Linked DNA regions of Homo sapiens: region 1 is linked to region 2. A link is a loop called in an ENCODE intact Hi-C map of the cell type or tissue named here. Cell type or tissue: B cell. All regions are shown on one strand.

Region 1 (8,000 bases), 140 kb before region 2:
CCAGCCCAGGCAGTCTGACTCGGACCTGGGCACTTGAAGCCATTTCTGGAAGGGAGGAGGAAGGCAGGGGAGGGGAAGGACAGCTCCGCTCTGATACCGCCTCACTGCCTGCCGCCCCACCCTGGTCCTCGGGCCATTGCTGGCGAGGAGGCTTGGACAGGCACGCACCATGGAGGAGACTCATGGCCTCTGGCAAGGCTGGGATAAGATGAAGTGAGTCACTGTCAACTTCTCTTCGAACCAGAAATATCCTCCCCCAGAAGTATCAGGCAAATCTAATTTTTATAAATCACATTATAGCTCAAATATCTTAGGGAATTCACAACTTATAAACATTTCTGGCTGGGTGCAGTGACTTACACCTGTCATCCCAACACTTTGGGAGGCGGGGGCAGGAGAATCGCTTGAGGCCAAGAGTTCAAGGCCAGCCTGGGCAACACAGTGAGACCCCACCTCTACAAAAAATAAGATAAAAAATTAGCTGGGTGCGGTGGCACACGGCTGTAGTCCCAGCTGCTCAGAAGGCTGAATGTGGGAGGATTGCACGAGCCCAGGAGTTTGAGGCTGCAGTGAGCTATGAACAGGCCACTGCCCTCCAGTTTGGAAGACAGAATGAGACTCTGTCTCTTAAAAAAAAATCTTTGTGCCCTTTTGTAATCATTCTCTAATATATCTATCTCTGAGTTTGATATTCATTGAGCAACTTTGTAGTACAACAGTGCTCTGAAAGGGTCAATTTTAGGTATACATATTTTGGGGGCAGGGTTGAGATGAGTGAAATCCCATTTCAAATGGCCTAGGTGAGTCTTCTTTTTTCTCTCACTGATTTTTTTTTTTTTGAGACAGGGTCTCCCTCTGTCATCCAGGCTGGAGTGCGATGGCACCATCATGGCTTACTGCAGCCTTAACGTTCCCAACTCAAGTCATCCTCCCTCCTTAGCCTCCCGAGTAGCATGTGCCACCACGCTCAGCTAATTTTTTATATTTTTTGTAGAGACACGGCTTTGCCATGTTGCCCAGGCTGGCCTCAAACTCCTAGGCTCAAGCGATCCACCCACCTTGTTTCACACACCCGGCCTCCCAAAGTGCTGGAACTACAGGTATGAGCCGCTGTGCCCAGCCCCCAGTAAATCTTTTTGAAAACTTCTTTTGTATTCACCTTGCTTTACGTTTTTCTGTAAATTCACACTTCAATTTCTTGGATTTACTTAGAGCTGTTCGATACGGTAACCAATAGCCACATATAGCTATTTAAGTTAATTAAAATTAAATAAAATTAAAAATTCAGTTTCTCAGTAGCACTGGCCACATATGGCTAGTGACTACCATGTTGGGCAGCACAGACAACAGAATACTTCTATCACTACAGAAAGTTCTACTGGACACTACTGGCTTAGAGTATAAAGTCCACTTGAGTCCATTTCTGCTTAAAGTGAGGCAGGTGTGTATTCTCTCCTGCATCTGAGCCCCTGGGCTGTGTCGTCATCTGAACAACTGATTTAACTAATTCCACTGGATGTACGTGTGACCCAGAGAGGTGCCTGGTGTCCTGCCCTGCTCCCTCCCCATGACATTAAAACGAAACAGCTGGGGCTGGGCATGGTGGCTCACGCCTGTAATCCCAGCACTTTGGGAGGTCGAGACAGGTGGATCACTTGAGGCCAGGAGTTTGAGACCAGCCTGGCCAACAGGGTGAAACTCTGTCTCTACTAAAAATACAAAAATTAGCTGGGCATGGTGGCGTATACCTGCAGTCCCATCTACTCGGGAGGCTGAGGCAGGAGGATCGCTTGAACCTGGGAGGCGGAGGTTGCAGTGGGCCGAGATCGCGCCACTGCACTCCAGCTTGGGGGACAGAGAGAGACTCTGTCTGAAAAAAAAACAAAAAACAAAAACAAACCCAAAACAAAAGACTAAACAGCTGGGCTTTGGGCATCTGGTAAGGGTGGAGTGGCTGCTGTTAGTTAGGTCAACCCTTTCCCCAGATAGCAATAAACAACTGCCTGAGGCATTGGAGAACAACCAAAAGCAGGCTGACACTAGAGGGAAGTCAATGTTTAGAAGATAGAAATGGCACTGGGTGAACTTCCCATATTTATGGGTATTTGTTTGAGGTCAGGCTCTAGCTCCTGCCAAGTGGGGTGGCTAAATCCAGATAGAAAATCCAGTCTTACTGGCTTAAACAACTAGAGGACAGAGTTTGCGGCAACCGCAGCAGTTGGAAGTTGAGGGCAGGAATCCCAGAAGGAGGAGAGCCAGAGGGAGGAGACCTGAATTCTGTATATAAATTCTACCCAAACCTTAGGCTGATCTCTGAAATATGTACACATGGGGCCAATCCCAAGCAGCCCAGCAAAGGCTAGAGGGACTGAACAGAGATTTCTGCTACTGTCAACCACAGGGGAGAGCAAGTTTGGAGTTTGAGTGCAGGGAAGTTACCTGTTTGCTAAAAAACATGTAATTCATGACATCTAGGATACATTCCAAAATTCCTAGGCACATGAAGAAACAGGAAAATGTGATCCCTACACAATAGAAAAGGCAATCAATACAGATTGTTTTAAAACAGCTATTATAACTATCCTCAAGGACATAAAGAAAAATGTGGTCATAATGAATGAACAAATAGAAAATCTTAGTAGGAAAATAAAAAGCATAAAAAGAACCACATAAAAATTCTAGATCTCTAATATGGTTCAGGTATTTATCCCCTCCAAATCTCATGTGGAAATGCGATCTCCAGTGTTAGAGGTGCAGTCTAGCGGGTGGTGTTTGGGTAAGGGGGTTCCCCCATGAACGGCTTGGTGCCCTTCCCATGGTAGTGAGCTCTCGTTCTGTTAGAGAGCTAGTTGTTTTTTCTTTTTTTGGTTTGTTTGTTTGTTTGTTTTTTTGAGATGGAGTCTGGCCCTGTCGCCAGGCTGTAGTGCAATAGCGCAATCTCAGCTCACTGCAAGCTCCGCCTCCCAGGTTCAAGCGATTCTCCTGCCTCAGCCTCCTGAGTAGCTGGGACTACGGGCGCATGCCACCACACCCAGCTAATTTTTGTATTTTTAGTAGAGACGGGTTTCACCATGTTGGCCAGGATGGTCTCAATCTCCTGACCTCATGATCCACCCACCTTGGCCTCCCAAAGTCCTGGGATTACAGGCGTGAGGCACTGCCCCCAGCCAAGAGCTGGTTGTTTAAAAGAGCCTGGCACCTCCTGCCTTCTAACTTGCTTCTTCTTTCTCCATCTGACACATCTGCTCTCCCCTTCAACTTCTGGCATGAGTGGAAGCTTCCTGAGGCCTCACCAGAAACAGGTGCCAACACTATGCTTCTTGTACAGCCTCCAGAACTATAAGCCAAATAAAATTCTTATATATATATGTGTGTGTGTGTGTGTGTGTGTGTGTGTGTGTGTGTTACCCAGTCTCAGGTATTCCTTTACAGCAATGCAAACAGACAAGTACAGAAAACTGGTACTGAGAGTGGAGTGTTGCTATAAAGATACTTGAAAATGTTGAAACAGCTTTGAAATTAGGTAATGAACAAAGGTTGAAAGAGTTTGGTGGGTTCAAAAATAGACAAAAACATGACATAAAGTTTAGAACTTCTTAGCGACTAGTTAAATGGTTGTAACCAAAGTCCTGATAGAAATATAGATAGCAAAGCCCAGGCTGATGAGGTTTCAGAGGAAAACAAACACTTATTAAAAACTGGAGTGAAGATCACCCTGGTTATGCCTTAATAAAAATCTGGGCTACACTGTGTCTATGGCTTAGGGCTTTATGAGAGACACCACTTACAAGTAATAACCCAAGATATCTGGCAAAAGAAATTTCTAAACGACAAAGCACTCAAAATGTGGCCTGGGTGCTTCTAACTTCCTACGACTAGATATGAGAACAAAAAAACGACTTAAATTTAACACTTATAATTAAAAAAAAAAAAAAAGCAGAGTGTAAAAACTTAGAAAATTTCCAGCTTGGCCATGAGGTAGAGAACAAAAGTGCCTTTCCAGTGAGAAACCCAAGGCACTTGTAAGATAACCTCCTGCTAGATAAATTTACATGACTAAACGGGAGTCAAGCACGAATAACAAAGACACTGGAAAAAAAAAGACCTGGAAGACATTTGGAAGGTCTTTGGGGAAAATCCCTTCCATGACAGGCCCAGAGGCCTAAAAAATGGTTTTAGGGGCCAGGCCTGGATCCCTGCTGCCCTCTGCGGCCCCAGGAGGCTGCTCCCTGCATCCCTGGCTGCTTCAGCTCCAGCCAGGGCTCAAAGAACCCCAGGTACCATTCAGGGCTCCACTTCAGAGGGCATACGCCATAAGACTTGGCAGCTTCCACATGGTGAAGCCTGCAGGCACACAGAATACAAAAGTGAAAGAGGCTTGGCAGCTTCCTCCTAGATTTCAGAAGATGTATTAAAAAACTTGGGTGCCCAGACAAGGCCTGCCACGGGGCGGAGCCCCCACAGAAGGCCTCTGCTAGGGCAGTGTCAAGCAAAAACGTGGGGTTGAAGCTCCCACAGGGTCCTCACCGGGACACTGCCTGGTGAAGCTGTGGAAATGGGGCTACCAGCCTCCAGACCTCAGCGTGGTACAGCCACCAACAGCTTACAACCTCAACATGAACAGGCACCAGACTCCAACCCGTTAAAAACAGCCAGGGGGGCTGTGCCTTACAAAGCCAGAGGGGTGGAGCTGCCCAGGCCTTGGGAGCCCAACCCTCACACCAGTGTGCCCAGGATGTGGGACATGGAGTCAAGAGAGATTATTTCAGAGCTTTAAGGTTTAACACCTGCCCTGCTGGGTTTCGGACTTGGGTAGGGTCTGTCATTTCTTTCTTTTGGTTGATTTCTCCCTTTTGAAATGAAAATGTTTACCTCATGCCTGTACCACCATTGTATCTTGAAAGTAAATCACTTGGTTTTGCTTTTACACATTCATAAATTTAAAACAACTTGCCTTGAGTCTCAAATGAGACTTTAAACTTTTTGAGTTGATACTCAAATGAGTTTAGACTTTCAAGGACTATTGGAAAAAAATGATTATATTTTACAATGTAAAAATGACATGAAATTTAGGAGGCCAGGAGTGGAATGATATGGTTTGGATATGTGTCCCCTCCAAATCTCATGTGGAAACCGGATCCTAAATGTTAGAAATGGGGCCTGGGGGAGATGTTTGTGTTGGGAGGCAGATCCCTTGGTGCCCTTCCCACGGTAATGGGTGAATTCTCGCTCTGTTAGTTCACAAGAGAGCTGGTTGTTTAAAGGAGGCTGGCACCTTCTCCCCCTCTCTCTTGCACCCTCTATCTCTCTTTTTCTCTATGTGACACAACTGCTCCCTCTTTTCTTTCTGCCAGTGAGTGGAAGCTTCTTGAGCCCCTCGCTAGAAAGATGCTAGTGCCATGCTTCCTGTACAGCCTATAGAACCGTGAGCCAAATACACGTCTCTTCTTTATACATTATCCAGCCTCAGGTATTCCTTTATAACAATGCAAAATGGACTAATACAAGCTGAATACAAGATCTGAAATTAAAAATTTATTGGATAGATTTAACAGCAGATTGATGAGAACAGAAGAGTCAATGAATGTGAAAATAGATCAATAAAAAATACCCACCCTGAAGAACCAGCAGAAAAGAAGACTTTAAAAAAAGCCCAGAGCCTCAGACTGGAGATGAAGGTCTAACATATATTATACATGAAGTCTAGGAAGAGTCAGGAGTGAATGAATGCATAAAAAGTAGTTAAAGGAATAAGGGCTGAAAATTCCCCAAATTTGGAGAAAGACAAATTGAAGATTCAAGAGGCTCAATGAACCCCAAGCAGGATAAATACAAGGAGAAGAGTCGTTAAACAGGCGACTGCAGAAGGAAGGAACATGCTTTATCTTCAAACCGCTGGACAGCAGGGCCCACCTCTCTGCAGGCTTCATGTACTTTTGTGATACATCACATGACAATATTGCCATCGTCTCCCTAAAAAGTGCACACAGGGGGCAAAGGTTGAAAAAGCACCTATTATGTGCTAATGGCCTTTGTGTATATTTTCTTAATTTACACTCATAGTAACCACAAGAACCAGGAACTGCTGTCTCCAAGTTGTTTTATTATTAATTTTTTAAAAACCAAAATCAGCACTAAGGCTCAGAGATGTTGAGTAACTCACCTAAGATCACACAGCTAGTAGTAAGAGATAGAGCTGGGGTTGAAAGCCTAGTTCCAAAGCCCATGTTCTTTCTTTCTTTCTTTTCTTTTTTTTTTTTTTTTGAGATGGAGTCTCACTCTGTCGCCCAGGCTGGAGGGCAATGGCGTCATCTCAGCTCATTGCAACCTCCGCCTCCCAGGTTCAAGTGATTCTCCTGCCTCAGCCTCCTGAGTAGCTGGGATTACGGGCGCACGCCACCACACCCAGCTAATTTTTGTATTTTTAGTAGAGACGGGGTTTCACCTTGTTGGCTGGGCTGGTCTCAAACTCCTGACCTTAGGTGATCTGCCCACCTGGGCCTCCCAAAGTGCTGGGATTACAGGCGTGAGGCACCGTGCTGGGCCCCATGTTATTTTGTATTCGTGCCTATTAACCCTTGCAGCACATTGGAATCACGTGGTGAGGGATGGGGGTGGGGATTGCTTTCAAAAGCAATCCCCACCCCCAACGAATTAAATCAGAATTAGTCAGGGCTGCATCCAGGCATTGGAATTTTTTTTTTTCAGCCCCTCTGTGTGATTTTAAGGTCTGATGTGGATTGAAAGTCACTGTTGTACACTATGCTGCACTCTGGGAAAGATCAGACGAGAAAAGAAAACTGGGTCAATCCCACTCACATTGGTAGATGGGCGATGAGAACCCCCGCAAAGGTCCTCAGAACGGAGCTCCGAGCCTTGATCTGTAAGCCTGTACCCTTCCTTCCTTGTCTTTTCCTGATCTCTAGGAGCTACACGGCTGTCACCACTCTCAGGTCCAGAAGATATGGGGGTGATAAAAGCGGCCGAGGAGCCTCTCTGCAGCAGGTCCTGAGTTACGGGAGGCTGCAGCCATGGACACGGGACACTTACTCTGGGTGAAGGATGAGGAGCAGGACCTCAGCGCTCTAACTCTTTCAGGCTTCGGCTGGGGAAGGAAGAGAGTCAGGCGGCCCCATGACTCTCCCCAGAGCCCCTCGGGACGGCCCCCCAGAGCCCCTCTTGGGGAGAGACTGGGACTGCTGAGCTTGGTGGACACAGGGCGACCACCCCAGGGGCCCAGCCTTGCTACCTCCCCTCCCTGTTTACACCCCTGCCTCCTAAGCACAGCCCGGCCTCAACATGCATCTCCTACCACCCCATAGGAGTGGTAGACCCCGTCTACACCGGGTCCAGAAACCACACAACCCATAGGTTCTGTGAGCTCCTGGCTCTGTTTTCTCAAATCGCAGCAGAGCATATGCTCAATAAAGAGCCTCCAGGTGCATGTGAGGGTGGGTGAGGTGGCTCCCACTGCTGGCTGGGTGAGCAGTTGGTGCCGCTTTGCCATTTGCCACTAGATTAGCCCAAAAATCAAAAAGAGGGGGACCCACCCAGCACCCCTCTTGTGATGATGGCGGTGATGGTGATGGTGAGGCTGATGGTGGTGATGTTGCCACCTTCCACTGAGCGCTGACTACCCGTGAGGCACTGAACACCACCATCAGCTCACCGCCATCTCGCAGCCACCCACAAAGGGCACTGCTTTAGCTCTGTTTTACAGATGGGAAGGCTGAGGCTCAGAGAAGATCAAGTCCTTGCCCGTGGCAGAACTCATATCAAAGCCAGGTCAGTCTCTAACACCGGAGCCCTTTGGAGGGGCCCTCTTCTACCCATTCCTGTGTTCTTCCTGCCCCTCACTGGACTGAACTGAGTTTAGCCCGAAATGCTCCTCCCAGGCCTGCAGGGACATGGCTGACCTCACATGCTCTGTGCCCCCTTTAGGGTCTCTGCTCCCCTATTCCTCCTCAGCCCACAGCCTGGGGTCAAGGGTGACTATTGTG
Region 2 (8,000 bases):
GAGGGCAAGAGGCAAGGCAGGGAGGAAGCAGAAAGGAGGGACGGAGATGGCAAAGAGTTCTCAGTTCTCCACCTGCGCTCCCGAGCCCCTCTCCGGCCAGGGCTGGGGACTGTGTGCCTTCAACGCAGGCAAAATAAAATGGTTGCATCTTGGATCCATCTAGACAGTAAATTTTTTGAGTCCTTATAAGCTAAAATCAATATTGGCACAACTGTGTGTCATTAAAAACTAAATGAACATGACAAAGCCCAACTGCTGCCTATTAAACAAATGAGTTTTCTCTCCGCACAGGCACAGCGGGTTATTAAATTCTTTATTACAGGAACATCACCATTTGAAGGGGGTAAAAATACGTCTTTATGAGTCATCTGTGTGTGTGTAGCAGCGTGGCCTTCCTGTGCTCGTCCTCAAAGGCGCTCAGGAGCCGCCAACCTTCTCCTCCCCCAGGAAGATGAGGTTTCTCCGAGCTCTCTATCAGCAGAGGTGGAGAGAAAGGGTTCCATGACACCTGGTGTTCACTCACATGTTACGGATCCATCCAATCATTACTTTGTTAATTCATCAATATGTATTTATTGAACGTCTACTATGAGTCAGGCATTCTGCTGGGTCCTGGGATCATCCATTTAAGCCAAGATACTTGGAACTGCATTTCAGAAGAGCCAGTTGCCCGTAGCCTAAATGACAAGGATATTTATTTTCTCCCCTAACAAGCCTGGAGTCAAGGTGGTTCCAGAGCTGATGTAATGATCCAGTGATTTTATCATAGACTCAGATTCTTTCATCTTTATAAAGCTCTGCCGTTCTCAGTGTGACACTGGTTTCCTCATGGTTGCAAAAGGGTTGCCATTGCTCCAAACATCTTGACTGCACACAGCCATATCCAATGGCCATTCCGTCCCCACATTTCATTGTATCTGGTAGTAAAATCTATTACAGAAGCCCTGAAAAGTTTCTCCTCACATGCCAGTGGCCCAAGGTGGTGCATATGCTCTGTGTCTCCCTCATCGTAAGGGAAGCTGGAAATGTGTTGTTCATAGGCTCCTTCTACCTCTCGACAAAGCTTTCTTTTTCTATTTTCTGGGCATTTGTGATTCTCTTGGATCCTCACCTCCAGTGCCCCCAAACCTGCTTGCTGTCTCTTGGCATTCCCCCAGTTCCTGGCAGTGCTGGTGTTCAGGCTACTTCCCCAGATCTCCTTTCACCCTCCTCTCCACCTCTCTCTGTGCTCCAAGGGGCTGATTTTCTTTCTTTCTTTCTTTTTGGAAATGGAGTCTCGCTCTGTCACCCAGGATGGAGTGGTGCCATCTCAGCTCACCACAACCTCCACCTCCCAGGTTCAAGCGATTCTCCTGCCTCAGCCTCCCGAGTGGCTGGGGTTATAGGTGCCCGCCACCACGCTGGCTAATTTTTTTGTATTTTTAGTATAGATGGGGTTTCATCATGTTGGTCAGCTGGTCTCGAACTCCTGACCTCAGGTAATCCACCCACGTTGGCCTCCCAAAGTGCTGGGATTACAGGCGTGAGCCACCACGCCTGGCCAGCTGACTTTCATAGAGATGTTCAAGGGGCTGCTTTGCCTTCTGGTTTCAGTTGGGGTAGACCAGTGGAAGGCATGACTGGAGATCAGAAAGCAAGAGGAGAGGGAACTGGAGTCATGGTTTCCCTAGGTCCCTCCTTGCAGGTACTGGGGTTGTCCACGCCTTTCTGCCTAAGCTGTCCTCTTATGCATCTGCTCTCGCCAATATTCTGGTACCTGCTCCCATCCATTACTGTTCATACCTGGAACCCTGGGTTGCTACACCATTCCTGGAGGGCTTCCCCTGCATTCAGCTCTCCCCACCCACCTATCTGAGCCTGCCCTCTGCTTCTCACCAGCACTGGCTGCTAGCCCAGCCCATGCCTTTCACCAGGTTCTCTGCCTGTCTCCTCAGACTGAAACATCATCTGACTTGCTATTTCGTTCTCAACTCTAGCTTTGCTCCTGGAAAAGTGTCCTTTTGGTCCCCATCAGTTCTGTGCTATGTAGCCATGGGCAAGCCCTTTCCCTCTGCTGTGCACTCCACCATTGTTCCAGATCCCAGCCCAGGTACATGTCCTGGCTCCCACTTGCCCAGATGAGCATATACTGACCTGATACTAACTGGAGACTCTTCTGTCTTTAGAGGATGGAGGAGGGAACCGAAAGAGTGGAGGAAGAAAAATACAAAGAAGTGCAAAGATGGGAGATGGATGGGACTCTCTCTGAATAGCCCCAACTTCCCTCTGGAGAAAATGGACAGTACCAGTGTCCTGGTCAGCCTTGGTACCCACTGGGTTTTCTCATTTGCACTGGGAGATGACACATCTTCTCTGCTTCAGCTCAGGATTACTACTTCCCGATCTCAGCCAGGTCCAAGAAGCAGGGATTCAGGACTTAGCATGTTTGCTTCTGTTGTTGCTCCTAATTTTCATAGTAGCCAAGCAGAGTAGACATTATGGTCCCTGTTTTACAGTTGAGGAAACTGAGGCGCAGACATTAAGCATCTTGTCCAAGGTCATGTGTTATTCCTATCAGGACTTGGACCAGAATCCTATCTCCTGACTTCAAATTCCAGGCTGTTTCTCTGATGCTGTAGTTCCTAGTTTCTGCTCTGAACTGACTTGCGTTCTATACGCTGAACCGAGGAGTCTGTTCTACAGGTTAATGGGATAATGACTGTCTTTCCTCAATTTGCAGATAGAATACATTAGTACATATAATTTCTTTGATTATTCTGTTGTTTTCCACATTTTTGTAGAGTCTTTTGGCACTTATCATCCTATCGTCAATACCTGAATCTCATATAAAATGGGATGTGATTTAGCGTGGCATTACACAGGTAACTCCAATACCTCAATAGCTCTCAGTGTGTTCTGCACAGACTAGGATGTACTTGCCCCATGCTTTAGGCCCAGATTCATGATTTGAGAACCACTTTTCCATGATTTTTTCAGTCCAGAAAGGCTAATCTAGACATTTTAAATTCTAGCATGACTAAACAGCAATGACTCCAGAAGTTCTGTGTTCATGCAGACTCCAGATGTGGGTCTGCCCCTGGCCTCCCGGGGGAGAGAACTGGGTTCCATGAGTTATGCCTTCAACAGGCACAGGAGTGGGGACTGTTGACTGCTTGCTGGTAATTTACACACCCTGACCCAGACCTGGCCTCCAGCAGAAGAAAAGAAGCTGATTCCAACCTGTCTTGGTTTTGGCTCTCCTTAGAACATCAAAGGTGTATGAAAGAGGCTGAGCTTGCCTCATCTCCCCCGCCTGTGTTAAGTGGTGATCAAGATGGCATTAGAGATGATCACATCATATTATTTAAACATGATTTTAAATAGCTGTAACAATGGCCAAGCTCCATCTGCAGACCTTGACCGCTGCCCAGCAAAGGGCAGTTGGTTGGCTTACACGATGAGAGCATTGCTGGCACGCAGGCTTGTCCGTCATCCTCGCTTGCTGGAACTCAGCAGCGAGTCTCTCTGAAGGTGACACAGGCTTTGGTGGGTGGGGTGTGGAGCACGGCCGGCTGCACCGCTGGAAGTGGGGCGGAGAGGAGCCTGTTACCCGGGAAGTTTAGGGGCATATGGAAGCAGTGACCCCTTCTGGCCAATGGAGGAATGACATAAATTTGCTAGCAAGGGAAGACAGGCGGAGAGGTGAACGGCCAGGGAGGCCTTGGCGGGGAAGAATGGACTAATGAGAATATCTATTATGACTCGTCTCTTCAGTTATTCCCTAAGTGGCTGTGTCATCCTATGCCAGCCATCAGAGGGAGGCAGAATAAAAGTGTGTGTCCAGGGAGGATGTGAGCATGACCATGAACCCTGGCCACTCTCATCTGGAAAGGGCTAGAAGGGAATGGGGTAGTGAGGACCAGCTGTGGAAGCCTCAGGGACAATGGGACATGCATCTGAGAATCTTGGGAGTGGCCAATGCTCCTGGTACTGGGAGGCTTGGGGTGCCGGAGGTCAGCAGCCACCCCTCCTCGAGCTCTGTCAGCCAGGGATTCCTGGAGATAGTTTCCACCGCCTTTGGAGAGGTGGGCCATCCTGGAGGCTGGTGTGAAACAGAGTCCTCTCCCTGTTCTGTCCTAGAGTCGGACAGAACAGAGTCAGGCTCAGCTCTTCTCAGCTGCTGACCTGCTCTGTGGTCAAAGACGGTAGCCCCTCCCAGCTTGGGTGTGCTCCCCTACAAAGCAAAGCAAAGCAAAGCAAAGCAAAGCAAAGCAAAGCAAAGCAAACAAAGCATGTAGCCCCTCCCAGCTTAGATGTGCTCCCTGCAAAGCGGGCAGGGTATAGGGCTTTATGGAGAAGACCCGTTGATATCATGGTTTCCAAAGGGCCTGACAGTAGGTGCTCATTACGACTCCCTTGCTAGCCCTGTAGGCCGGTCATTTCAGACTGCTCCGCAAGCCCCCCATGCCTCCCCGCCTTTGCACACACCATTCCTTCTTCTTGGACAACCTCTCCTTTCCTGGCCCATCTGGTCTACCTGGTCTACTCGGGCACATTCAACTTGTTCTTCAGGGCTTGGTTCAAGGCCTTCCTGGACTGCTGCCCTGATCGCCATGCAGAGTTAACCACTTCCTCATCTATGCGCCTCTAACACTGTAGCTATACCAAGCGCACTGTGGTACTTACTTATTTGCATAATAACATCATTACATTCTAAAAATGACAGCAGCTATGAATTGTTGGGCACTTTCTGTCTGCCAGGCACTGAATGGTGAGCGTGCTGTGGATGATCTCATTTCAGCCTCACAGTAGTCAGTGAAGGAGGTGCAATTGTTAACCTGTTTAAGGATATACTAAAAGGAGGTCTTGGAGAGGATAGGTCACTCACCCAGCCTCACACAGCTGCAGTGGTCCTCCACAAAAGGGCTTGATTTGGGGCATTTGCCAATTTCCATGGTGTAAATATTCCAAGGATGATAATTTTAAACTAATGATGCTTTGATGATGGGCTTGTAGTATTCCTGAAAATTTAGCCATAGGCTCCCATGAGCTGGTACAAACTGGCATGAACTGGTTGCAATGTGTCACTGCGACAGCTCTCTGTATCTCAGGAGCAGGGACTAGGTTTTAATAACTCATGACCCCGAGTGCCCTGCACAGTGACTGGAGCTTAGTAGCTGCTAAATTAATGTTGGTGACATGAGATGGATTTCAGAGCATAGAGGGCAGGGGCAGAGGCTGCCTGGATGGCGCACCCCAACAGGACACTGCCTTTCTCCTCCTCTGAGTGGATGTTGTCTGACAGACTCACATTTCAAACTGAGCGCAGGTGCAGTGGGCTGTCAGGGGCAGCAGAGGCCTCTGGGCTGGGAACAGATGTCACATCTGGGCATCTGACAGGAGAAGCTTGTGGAGAAACCAGGAGAGGTTCAGCCTCCAGCCTCAGGTCCTGGCTCCCGCCAGCCTTCCAGGGCTCGATTCTCCCGGGACAAGTAGAGGGGCTGCTGCATGCCAAGCTGTCATCCTGGTCAGGCCAGGTCAAAACCGAGGCAGGGTCCTCTTTGAATGTATGTGTTTGTGTGTGCGTGCACATGTGGGGGCCGGAGGAGCTGAGGATCACATGGGAAAACCGTGTGTGTTTATGTGTGAGAGAGAGAGTGTGTGTGTGAGTGTGTGTGTGTGTAAATGAGAAACTTTTATCCCCACAAAAATAAGGATGTGAGATTTTATTTTATCCAGCTGATGCCAGAACAAGGCACTCATAGTTAGCCACAGAGGCACTAACTAGAGTGTTAATGCATGCCTGAACAGGGCAAGAACCGGGAAGGGAGTGCCAGGAGAAGAGACTTCCAGAGATCACTCAGGTCCCCGTGATGGGCAGCCTGTGCACAAGGGGTCTGGAGCAGTGAGAAGATGAACCTGCCAAGGCCCAGAACCATTCCTGGAGCCAGGTGAGAAATGCCTGGGTCAGTGAGTGTCAGCGTTGGCTGCAACAGCGATTCTAAAACTCGAGTTCTCATCAGTGTCAGCAAGGGCAACGTGCACAGTCTCACAGGTCCCACCCAAACACAGAAAGACCCGCACTCAGAAAGACCCCCACACTCAGAAAGACCCCCACACTCAGAAAGGCCCTCACACTCAGAAAGACCCCCACACTCAGACATACCCTCAAACTCAGAAAGACCCTCATACTCAGAAAGACCCCCACACTCAGATCCCGCACTCAGAAAGACCCCCACACTCAGAAAGATCCCCACACTCAGAAAGACCCCCGCACTCAGAAAGACCCCCCACTCAGAAAGACCCTCACACTCAGAGAGACCCCCATACTCAGAAAGAACCCCACACTCAGATCCCACACTCAGAAAGACGCCTGCACTCAGAAAGACCCCGCACTCAGAAGGGTTTAGTAGTCTGCTGTTGCCATCCTGAGATTCTTAATATTTTTTGAATAAGGGGCTCCACATTTTCATTTTGCCCTGATCCCCACAAAGGACATAGCTGGCCCTCCCTGAGGTACCTGTAAAAACCCACGTTGCTGGGTACCTGCCAAGAATTTCTGATTCAGAGAATCCTCGGAGCCAGAGGAATGGGGTAGCGCCGGGGGATCCCAGCAGAGGGAAGGCTTGTCCAGACGAGCTCTGTGGCCGGGTCACAGCTGCTGCTGCTTCCGAGTCAGAAGTCAAGAGGGTGCAAGGGGGCCAGCTCAGCTCAAACCTTTATTTCTCAAAGGGTCAGAAAGCCCAAAGGCCAGCGCTGGCTTTCAATGCACGGGAAGGAATTGAGGGTGAAGGTGTGAGAATGGACATACACAACCCAAAAGATCAGATCTCAGAAGGAGTAGGCAAATCTGGGGTGGAAAACGGAGTCTGAAATTGGCTGCTGGGAGGGCATGGTGGCTCACGACTGTAATCTCAGTGCTTTGGGAAACGGAGGAGGGAGGATTGCTTGAGTCCAGGAGTTCGAGGCTGCAGCGAACTATGATGGCAGCGAACTGAGTCACATGAAGCAACGTACCTGTACCTGCCCCATTCGTTCAGGAGCAAGTTGTTCAATGAGGGCTACTTGCACTCTAGAGAAAGGTTAACGTGCTGTCTGTTGGATGCACTGGGCCAGCAGAATGGTGAGTGGAAGGTTTTAAGCTCCCAGGACATAAGATGGTGGAAGTCTGAGGTATCCCACAGCCCTAATGGTAGGCTGGAGTTTTCTGCCTTGAGGAGGTTGTGGGACTATTTTTAGCACGTTTTCCACTACAAAATGAGTTCTCACTGACCTGTGTTGGAGGCTGAATCCCACTATTTAAGAACTGTTTCTTCCATATAAAGGAGAGGGTGCTTAACTGGAGATTACAGACCTCTTGGGAGTCAACGGATGTGCCCCGGAAGGTCCACATGCCCTGCTGAAATTGTTTGTGAAATTTAGTGTGTGCTATAGACACATATTTTTTCCTGGGGAGAGGATCTGTAGCTTTCATCAGATTCTCAAAGGGTTCTGTGACCCCCCTCATGAAAGGATTTATTGAAATGGTTTGTCTAAAAGGGGGATTATTCAGTAAATAGTGTCAGAATAACTGGCCAACCCTTTGAAAAAAAATAATAAAGCAGTATCCTTACCTAACTCCTTATACCCAAATATATCCCCGATGGGTCAAGGATTAACATACTAAAGAAAAAAATGAAGCAATAAAAGTTACGGAAGACATTTGGGTAAATATATTTACAATGTTGGAGTTGGAAACCAGTTTCCAAAGTGGGAAACGAAAACCAGGAGCCACACAGGAAAAGACTGATCAATCTAGTTCAGAAAAACGAAAGCATCAGTGTGGGTAAAATCAAGACAAAAGACTATTGAGGTCGAAAGACAAGGAGTAAATGGGAAGTCATATTTGTAGCACCAATCACAGACAAGAAGCCAATTTATTAACTTATGATGCATTTAGATAACGCATAAGAAAAAAATTAAAATAACTAAATATAAAGACATACCTACAATGTGGGTAAGCAGTCAACACTGAAAGAAAG

Evidence for each region. Hi-C counts contacts between places; a loop is a spot of excess contacts. Peaks named below come from ENCODE experiments on the same cell type or tissue, not always from the same donor. Only the 100,000 strongest peaks of a DNase experiment are listed, where the experiment ranks them.
Region 1: it touches region 2 in a loop (11-fold over the local background); 3 of 110 quality-filtered maps call a loop at or near these places.

What each region holds. Positions count from the first base shown.
Region 1 is chr17:73,562,952-73,570,951 of GRCh38, forward strand. The region is part of intron 1 of SDK2 (sidekick cell adhesion molecule 2); the gene reads right to left. Among named protein-coding and RNA genes, the nearest start is that of SDK2-AS1, 53 kb to the left of the region's middle. RefSeq lists enhancers at 1,214-1,714, 2,690-3,280, 3,281-3,870, 4,461-5,049. In B cell, CTCF peaks have their summits at 4,503 and 5,009; a DNase peak (open chromatin) is centred at 4,410; H3K27ac peaks cover 3,737 bases.
Region 2 is chr17:73,706,723-73,714,722 of GRCh38, forward strand. No RefSeq gene overlaps it. Among named protein-coding and RNA genes, the nearest start is that of SDK2, 66 kb to the left of the region's middle. In B cell, a CTCF peak has its summit at 3,632 (motif pointing left); DNase peaks (open chromatin) are centred at 3,639 and 4,609; H3K27me3 peaks cover 1,089 bases.